Linked DNA regions of Homo sapiens: regions 1 and 2 are each linked to region 3. A link is a contact called in ENCODE Hi-C or POLR2A ChIA-PET data. All regions are on one chromosome and are shown on one strand. Each heading gives the region's core, a stretch centred on a gene start or an enhancer-like site at or near the end of the contact. The rest is flanking DNA. Distances are from core to core; before and after follow the strand shown. Region 1 overlaps INPP5D (inositol polyphosphate-5-phosphatase D). Region 2 overlaps INPP5D (inositol polyphosphate-5-phosphatase D). Region 3 overlaps INPP5D (inositol polyphosphate-5-phosphatase D).

What was found. Hi-C counts contacts between places; a loop is a spot of excess contacts on that map. ChIA-PET counts read pairs that join two places held with the same protein, here RNA polymerase II (POLR2A). Pooled maps may share reads with other maps.
Region 1: a map of OCI-LY7 shows a loop between it and region 3 (4-fold over the local background). The contact joins two enhancer-like sites. A Hi-C loop is called at or near these places in 2 of 168 maps with a recorded cell type or tissue (OCI-LY7 and astrocyte of the cerebellum) and 4 of 50 pooled maps. POLR2A ChIA-PET finds 5 or more read pairs at or near these places in 4 of 52 experiments (OCI-LY7, activated B cell, activated T-cell and 1 more).
Region 2: a map of natural killer cell shows a loop between it and region 3 (2.0-fold over the local background). The contact joins two enhancer-like sites. A Hi-C loop is called at or near these places in 2 of 168 maps with a recorded cell type or tissue (natural killer cell and transverse colon). POLR2A ChIA-PET finds 5 or more read pairs at or near these places in 5 of 52 experiments (OCI-LY7, WTC11, activated B cell and 2 more).

What each region holds. Positions count from the first base shown.
Region 1 is chr2:233,184,359-233,187,380 of GRCh38, reverse strand. It overlaps INPP5D (inositol polyphosphate-5-phosphatase D), which reads right to left. Exons shown (of 27, transcript NM_001017915.3): 20 at 2,860-2,973; 21 at 1,456-1,538. Among named protein-coding and RNA genes, the nearest start is that of ATG16L1, 66 kb to the left of the region's middle. Within about 2 kb of position 1,285, at least 4 of the 41 ENCODE cell types and tissues checked have a DNase peak (open chromatin) inside an H3K27ac peak, as active enhancers do; they include OCI-LY7, where a contact is called at or near this core.
Region 2 is chr2:233,164,544-233,167,591 of GRCh38, reverse strand. The region is part of intron 13 of INPP5D (inositol polyphosphate-5-phosphatase D); the gene reads right to left. Among named protein-coding and RNA genes, the nearest start is that of ATG16L1, 86 kb to the left of the region's middle. Within about 2 kb of position 1,536, at least 12 of the 41 ENCODE cell types and tissues checked have a DNase peak (open chromatin) inside an H3K27ac peak, as active enhancers do; they include natural killer cell, where a contact is called at or near this core.
Region 3 is chr2:233,098,799-233,101,874 of GRCh38, reverse strand. All of the region lies in intron 2 of INPP5D (inositol polyphosphate-5-phosphatase D), which reads right to left. Among named protein-coding and RNA genes, the nearest start is that of INPP5D, 40 kb to the right of the region's middle. Within about 2 kb of position 1,399, at least 7 of the 41 ENCODE cell types and tissues checked have a DNase peak (open chromatin) inside an H3K27ac peak, as active enhancers do; they include OCI-LY7 and natural killer cell, where a contact is called at or near this core.

The DNA.
Region 1 (3,022 bases), core at 36-2,535, 86 kb before region 3:
TGTGATGGATCTGCCTGGCCTGGGACTCCCCTTCATTCCACCCCTCCCTCATGGTGCGAGAAAGAAACTCCACTTCCCACCCAGCATGAACAACTAATAAGCTCATAATAAGCTTGTACTCGAGGACACCCAACATCTCCACTGTCAATTTAGCTCCACAAAAGCAGTTTCAGTAGAAAAACAAATGAACAAAAAAAGAGACAGCGTCTCACTGCATCACCCAGGCTGGAGTGCAGTGGCATGATCATAGCTTACTGCAGCCTGGATCTCCTAGGCTCAGGTTATCCTCCCGCCTCAGTCTCCAGAGCAGCTAGGACTCCAGGCATGTGCCATCATGTCTGGCTAATTTAAAAAAAAATGTTTTAGGCTGGATGCGGTGGCTCATACCTCTAATCACTTTGGGAGGCCGAGACCAGTGGATCACTTGAGGTCAGGAGTTGAAACCAGCGTGGCCAACATGAGGAACCCCATCTCTACTAAAAGTACAAAAATTAGATGGGTGTGGTGGTGCACATCTGTAGTCCAAGCTACTCAGGAGGGTGAGGCAGGAGAATCGCTTGAACCTGGGAGGTTGAGGTTGCAGTGAGCCGAGATCATGCCACTGCACTCCAGCCTGGGCAACAGAGCAAGACTCTGTCTCAAAAAAAAAAAAAAAAAAAAAAAAAAAAAAAAAAAAAAAAAAAAAAAAAAAAAAAAGAAAGAGAAAAAGAAAAAAAAACAAGAGAAAAAAAATTTTTTTTTGGTAGAGATGGGATGTCACTATGTTTCCCAGGCTGGTCTTGAACTTCTGGGCTCAAGCAATCCCCCTGCCTTGGCTTCCTAGGTGCTGGGATTATATGTGTGAGCCACCACACCAGGCCAGAAAACCATTTTTTCTATAGCAAAGAAGAATGTGTTCCCACTAAGGTCTGGCTGAGTGTTTCCAATTCCACCCTCTGCTCTTTGCAGGGCCACAGACATGTCGAGTACTTCGTGTGTTCACAAGTGTATGATCAGTAGCCAATGGACCCCTCTCTATGCCTCTTTGTACTCGATTCTATGAACCAGCACTGAATAGGAAAACAAGCGTCAAAGAGGGGATCGGGGTCTTGGGGTTGCGTCCTAGGTGTGTTACTGCAGCCATGAGGCCATGAGCAAACAGCGCTTGGCCCTGCACCTGAGTTTCCTTCTTTGCAAAATCATGTGGTTAGACGAGCTGACCTCTAGATCCCTTCTGTGATCCTTTAGGGGAACTGAAACCATTTAGGAATAATAAGGCCACATACCCACTGCTGTAAAGTGTGTTACGAACCACCTTGAGCGAGAGCTTGCTCCTAGAGTGGGTCTCTTTCTGCATTTGGTCTATGAGATTCCTGCTTCCTCTGGTCAGGCCTGGCCATAGCTCTGCCACTGGCTGGTACTACTGGCCTAGTAAATGCAAATCTCCCTCTGGGGAATGCCTTGCTCTAGAATTACCTTTGGAAGAGTCTCACCAAACTTCACCACCAGCTCCCCCTCACTTCCTTCTTCATTTTCTCCTTCCTGACTCTTGACAAAACCTGTTGGAGGACAAAAAGGCTGGTTTTCAGAAAACAGAGCAAGAACCAGACAGAAAAGACTCCCTGGGGTCACCCCACCCAGACCTAGGAAGATGTGCTCTCTCCTTTTTTTTTTTTTTTTTTTTTTTATCTCGGGGCCTCAGCATCATTTAGGAGTCAGGCCTGCCGGGGATTCTGTTTTTGTGCAGGGATTGGTCATTTGCCAACATGGTCTAATTATTTTTAGGAAAATCAAAGAGATTCCCCCTCCTTTTCAGTTCCTCTTTGCAACAAACCAGGCAACAAAGAAATCATCACATCACAGGCAAAAAGATTAGGAAACTTGACAGCTCGTCCCACGCCACTCAAGATAGCAGCCTTTTGAAATTCTAATTTAAGCTTCCTAATATGCTGTTTCCATAGAAATGTATGGAACTGTCTTGATAGTTTATTAAAAACACCCGCACAAAAATCCTCATCATTTTTCGAACCGCTTTGACCCTGCTGGGTGAACTGGAGCTTGGGGACTCAGTGACAAAGGCCGCTCTAGCACCAGGCCTGGGCCCACCTCAGTTGGAGAAGGAGGCAGGGACCAGAGGGGCAGAACTGGCAGCACACGCTTCTTCCTGATTTCTGGAAGCATCCCAGCCAGGCCCTCACAAAATGCCCTTTTGAGGAGGTGATGCCCCCTTTTCCTCCCCCGATCACTGTGCAGACCATCTCAGCGAAGACGGCTGGACACACGCAGCTCTTCCCTAGCCATGAAACAGCTTTAGACAATCTGCCTAGAAATGTCACCCGGAAAGGGTGTTTCCTAAACACAGTTTGTGCTAAAGGCTGCTGGCTCAGGGGAGCCTGTCCATCTCCTGCTTGCTTTCGGACGCTGCAGTCCCCCCGAGAAAGACGCTGTGATCTCCAACGAGCAAGAGGGGCCAGGGCGACAACAGGCAGCTGCTGCTCAGGCCCTCACACCGGCTCTTTGAGGTCTGGACCTGGGCCCAACACTCTCTGGTTGAGTCAGAGCCCCAGCTTGCAGGGAACCTAGAGTGGGTCACAGTCCACCCTGAGGGCCAGGGATTGGACCCTGCTTGCCACCTACAAGGGACTGGGGGGTCAGTACATTCATGGCCACCCCTGCCCCTAGGGCTGCACAGGCCACAGGGGGACCCCTCACAATAACTGAGTGTCCCCTTGAGTCATCCACCTGCAGCCCCACTTCTCTGATCAGCTTCGTGAGTCCTTTCCAGGGAGAGAAGATATGGGGCAAAGTGCCAAGTATGAAAGGTGTTTATAAGAAGGCTCCGGGCAGTTCTGCCCAGAAGGTGGCTCAGCAGCCACTTACTCTCCAAGCAGCTCGAGTGGAACTCCAGGTAGAATTTGGTCTGGGACTTGGTCTTCAATGTGGCATAGCACCTGAGAAACTCAATCTGTCCTTGGCTGTCAACAGTCCCGGGACCTGGAACAGGGGAGAACACGGATTCAGTTCCACAATGTGCCTGGAGATG
Region 2 (3,048 bases), core at 287-2,786, 66 kb before region 3:
CACCTAGCTCTCCAGCCCTGCCCCTCTGCCCGCAACCTGGGAGGGTGACCTGGAACTGAGCAACTGGTTCCAGTCCCGACAGCCTGGTTTCAATCCCTGCCCACCACATTCTTATCCCGGGGCCTTGGGCAAGTTATGGATCATCTCCATAGACTCTGTTTCTTCATCTGCAAATGGGAATAATAAGAGTCCCTGCCCGAGTGTTTGTATTTTTTTTTCTAATTTGAGACAAAGTCTGTGTCGCCCAGGCTGGAGTGCAGTGGCAAAATCATGGCTTTCTGTAGCCTTGACCTCCCAGATTTAAGTGATCCTCCCACCTCAGCCTCCTGAGTAGCTGGGCCCACAGGCATGCACTACTATGCCATTTTTTTTTTTTTTTTTTTTGTAGAAATGGTACCTTCCTATGTTGCCCAGGCTGGTCTCAAACTCCCGGTCTCAGGAGGTCCTCCCACCTTGGCCTCCCAAAGTGTGGGATTATAGGCATGAGCCATCGTGCCTAGCAGGGTGTTTATATCAAATGAGATGATTCAAAGCATTCAGCACACAGCCTTGCTTAGGGCACACTCTTAGAAAGGCCTTGGTTGTTCTAAGGACTTTTTTTTTTTTTTGAGATAGAGTCTCGCTCTGTCACCCAGGCTGGAGTGCAGTGGCATGATCTCAGCTCACTGCAACCTCCACCTCTCGGGTTCAAGCGATTCTCCTGCCTCAGCCTCCCAAGCAGCTGGGATTACAGGTGCGCACCACCACATCCAACTAATTTTTGTATTTTTAGTGGGATGGGATTTCACCATGTTGGCCAGGCTGGTCTCGAACTCCTGACTTCAAGTGATCCACCGGCCTCGGCCTTCCAAAGTGCTGGGATTACAGGCGTGAGCCTACCACACCGACCAGCATTTGCTGTTTCTGTCCTGTGCTAATTATGGCTGGGAGCCATTTCAGGGGAGTGGAGGAGGGAGGCTGGCCCCAGGGCAGAGAGGAGGGGAAGGAGGGGAAGGAGGGGAAGGTGTGTGTGAGCTGCACAGCCCAGAAGCTGCCCTGCAATGGTCATAAAGCTGGGACTCTGGCCAGGCCTTTCTCCTCACCCCTCAGATGCCAGTCGCACTGCCCTTCTCAGGGAGGCCCCTGACCTCTGCTCTCTGCCCACGCCACACACTCCTTCGCCAGTGCACTCCCTCCCAGGAACTGGCTTCTTTTCCTCCCGTCTGCTCATGCAATGTGTGTCAGGTCCACATGAGCAGAGCTCCTGCCTGCTCAGAAGCTGACCCAGTGCCCAGCCCTGAGGCCAGGATGACCAGGAACTGGTCTGGCTGAGGGGGTGGTTTTATGTGGCCCTAGGAGGTCCGAGCATATTCTGCACAGCGGGGCAGGGGCTGGTGGGAGGGACTGGAAGCCCAGGGAGCGATGGAATCCACACCCGGGGCGGTTGCTGGGCAGCAGGAGGGCGTGGGCGCAGCCAGGATAGCCACGCCAGCCCCACCCTTCTACTGTGGCAGGAAGGAAGGGGGACGAGTGGGGGTGGACGCGGGCAGTTTGCGGTTTGTCAGCAGAAAAGTTGAGAGAGCTTTGCACGTTCGATTGCAGCAATTCTTCTATTTCCTGTTATCTCTGGGACTCTGTCCTGTTCCTGACTCCACTGACTCCAACCACCAAAAACCACTGGCCTCGCCCCTGATGCCAGCCCTGGAGCCCTGTGTGTATACCACCCCACGTGCACACACGGGCACACACACACACACACACAAACACACAGAGAGGCTCTAGCACTTATGCACATGCACTCGGACACCCACCCTCACATACCTAGACTCTCATAAACACACACTCACAAACACAGACACATGGACTCACAGATACTCACACACTCATAGATATGGGGTGGTACACTCATACATGGACTCACATACATAGACTCACATAAACACACTCACAAACACATGCATGGACTCTCACACACTCATAGATACGGGGTGGTACACTCACACACAGATGCACATAAACACACACTCACAAACACACATGCATGGACACACACACATAGACACTCACACACTCATAGATATGGAGTGGTACACACACACGGACTCACATACATAGACTCACATAAATACACTCACAAACACATGCATGGACACACACACACTCATAGATACGGGGTGGTACACTCACACACGGACTCACATATGTAGACTCACATAAACACACACAAACACACATGCATGGACTCACACATACAGACACTCACACACATAGATATGGGTGGTACACTCATACACGGACTCACATACATAGACTCACATAGACACACTCAAACACATGCATAGATTCACACACATATAGACACACACTCATAGATATGGGGTGGTACGCTCACACATTGACTCACATAAACATGCTCACAAACACACATCCATAAACTCTCACACACCTACACAGGCTCACACACTCACATGCACGCTGTCACTCACACAAACTCACATACACAGACCTACTCACACACACATCCTACACAAACACACAGGCTTGCACTCCTACACTTATGAAGACTTCTTGCCCTTGTTACTGCTCTCTGAAGCCAGCAACTCTCCACTGACACCAGCGTTTCCAGATCCAACCTGGTGCACAGGGACCGAGGGCAGGGGCCAGCCACCTCCCGCCTGTGCTTGTAAGGAAGGTCTCACTGGTAACACAGTCACTCCCATTCGCTTTCTGGGTTGCCTATGGCTGCTTTCCCACCAGAAAGGCAGAGAGGAATAGTGTTGAGTGGCCTGCAAAGCCTGAAATATTTACTGTCAGGCCCTTCCCTTTCCTGCAAAAGTTGGCCAATGCCTCTTCTAGGTTCTTGCTTCTTAAAATGGGTCCCACGGGCCGACCAGCAGCGCTCAAGTCGCCTGGGAACCTGTCAGAAACTTGGAACCCTGAGCTCCACCCAAGATCTACTGGGTCGGAACCTGCATTTTAGCTAGATCCCTGGGACTGCTGGTGTAGACCCTGAGTGAGTTTCAGCCAGGGAGACCAATCACCCCTATTTGCTGAGGACTGAGCCAGGAT
Region 3 (3,076 bases), core at 150-2,649:
CCAGGCAGGTAGAAAAAACATCCTTCCCAAACCTGATCACAAGGAAGAGGTAAAACTGATTAACTTATAAATAAGTTAATATAATATAATGTAATTATAAATATAATATAAATAAATATAATTTATAATAAATAAATATATTTATATTATATATAATATATATTATTTATATAATATGCAATTACTACTTATATAATATGTAATATATAATATCTATTATATGTTATATATTTAATAATAATATAATATATAATTATATATTATAATTATTTAATAATTAATTGATTTTAATAATGTTATATGACATATATGTCATTATTAATTATAATATAATATATGATATATCATTATTAATTTATAAAATAACTTATAAATAAGAGTTTGGGGATTAAAAGAGCTCTAAATAAAAAGAAGTGATTATTAATCTGTCTGACTCCTAACAGGTGTGACAGGAGTCTCTAATAAAGACGTCTACAGTCCTAGAGGCAGGCAGACCTCGCCAGGACTTGGCAGATGTGAGCTGATAACACACATGCCCATGGGGTGCTGGCACTGGCTCCTACAGGCTCAAATCCCAGTTTTCCAGGAACCCCAAGAGCTGGTTGTGAATGCAGCCACTCTGGTGGGAGCTGTGGTTAGAGTGTCTCCACGGTAGAAATAGGCAAACACTACAAATCACGGGCTTGTTTTCTTCCCTGGAGAACTGGTTGTCCAAGGTTTACCATGGCATGTGGTCCAGTGACATTGACCCTTTTGGCAAAATCATCCCTTCAGTCCCCAGAGACCAGACCTCCTGATACACCCGCCTTCCCTTCTGCATGGCCCCCATCTCCAGAAAGCAAGTTTGGATCAGGAAGAAATGCAGTTAGCACAAGATGGTGAATGACTCGTTGGGGGCACACGGAGGGGATTACCGTTCAGTGAGGAACACTGAAAGATGGCAAAGGGCCAGACCACGACAGGAAGCTTCCGCCTTCTTTGAGGGGTAGGTGAGATTGTCTGAAACCAAGAAATGCCAGAAAGGGACAGTAACAGTGTTCTGGGTGGCAAGTGCAGTGACAAAAGTGAGCCCTCCAGCTCCCCAGTGGGGCCCACCCTGCCCTCTGGGGAAAGGAGGCTCTAACAGGAGCAGACAGGTCACACCTGCAAAGGAACTGAAAGTCACTGCTCTGAGGAACTGGGACCAAACCCCAAGGCAGAAAACAGGCTGTGACGACCCCAGCTTCCGTAGAACCAAGCCTCATCCCAGGGAAGAGAGAGAGCTCTGGGTGAGCGAGCTCAACCGGGGGTGCCCATGAGTCCATGGGGGATGCTGAGAGGAGAGAGCCAGGACACCTGAGGGCAGGCCAGGGGGAATTCTGATTGTCACCGGGAGTAACGTGGGCTGTTTTGGAGTTTACAGTGTAGTGAGCTTGACGTCCACCCCAGGCAAGAGGCTAGATGAGATTACTAACAGCATGATCTGTGAGGAGAGGCAAAGCAGGTGCTGGGCCTGGGAACCAGCAGGAGGTCACTGGGAACACACCAAGTCAACTAAACCTGTTTACCAGTGTGTGGTTGCTGGCCTCACAAGTTGGGTAATTAGTTGCGTCTGATGAATATCATAGCTCAGTGGCCTACAGCAGTCAGGCGGGTGATGTAAATGAGTGGAACAGGCTGCGAGTGAGGCGACAGGGCGAGGTGGGGATGGTGACACATCAAAGAGAACTGCCCCATTGAAAGGGAATGCTTCCACTCTGATATGGTTTGACTGTGTCCCCACCCAAATCTCATCTTGAATTGTAACTCCCACAATTCCCACGTGTCGTGGGAGGAACCCGGTGGGAGGTGATTGAATTATGGCGGCTCTGTTCTCGTGATAGTGAATGGGTCTCATGAGATCTGATGGCTTTAGAAATGGGAGTTTGACTGCACAAGCTCATTCTTCTCTTGTCTGCCACATGAGATGTGCCCTTCACCTTCCGCCATGATTGTAAGGCCTCCCCAGCCACGTGGAACTGTGAGTCCATTAAACCTCTTTCTTTTGTAAGTTGCCCAGTCTTAGGTATGTCTTTATCAGCTGCGTGAAAACAGACTAATACACGCCCCACCCCAGCTACATCACTGTGGAATAATCAAGGGTATCAGATCTTCAGATTTTTCAAGGAAAGCTGAAAATCCAGATTATTATGTAGAAATCTCTGAATTTTTAAAAATGCTTGTAACTGGTTCATAATTTTTAAAAATATGGGTTGGGTGAACAGAACACTAAATCCAACATAGGGGCCACCAGATTGTGATCTTTAATCTGATATCTATAGGTTTCCATAAAGCATTTTATGGGGTTCATTTGTGATTTTGTTGTTGTTGAAGAGCACAGGGAGAGAGATGGGCCTGGCTGAGGCCACACCAGTGTCAGTCCAGACATAGGCGTCTGTGCTGTTGGTTCCTCCTTTCATTCACATCAGCAATTCAGATAAGGATCCAGGAGGCAGGCCTTCCAATGTGGGGCTGCCATCCAGCTAGGAGGATGGCACACATGCCAGGTGCTAGAGCCAGGATGAAGCTGACCTCAATGGTCTGGAGTAACGGGCTGGTGTAGCCATGGGAAGTTTAGGACAAAACAATCTAAAGTTCCAAGTCTCGGCTGGGCACGGTGGCTCACACGTGTGATCCCAGCACTTTGGGAGGCCAAGGTGGGTGAATCACCTGAGGTCAGGAGTTCGAGACCAGCCTGGCCAACATAGCAAAACCTCGCCTCTACTATAAATACAAAAATTAGCCAGACATGGTGACGCACACTTATAATCCCAACTACTCCGGAGGCTGAGGCAGAAGAATTGCTTGAACAAGGAGGCGGACGTTGCAGTGAGCCAAGATCGCACCACTGCCCTCCAGCCTGGACGACAGAGTGAGACTCTGTCTCAAAAATAAATAAATAAATAAATAAATAAATAAAAATAAAGTTCCAAATCTAGCTTAGCAGGAGCACATGTGAAAAAGACGATGGCATTTTAGTCGATGGCAAATACATTGTGAAGCTGGATCGCTGAATGGGCGCCCCCTGGTGCCACTGTCTGTGAGACTGCACTCGTGG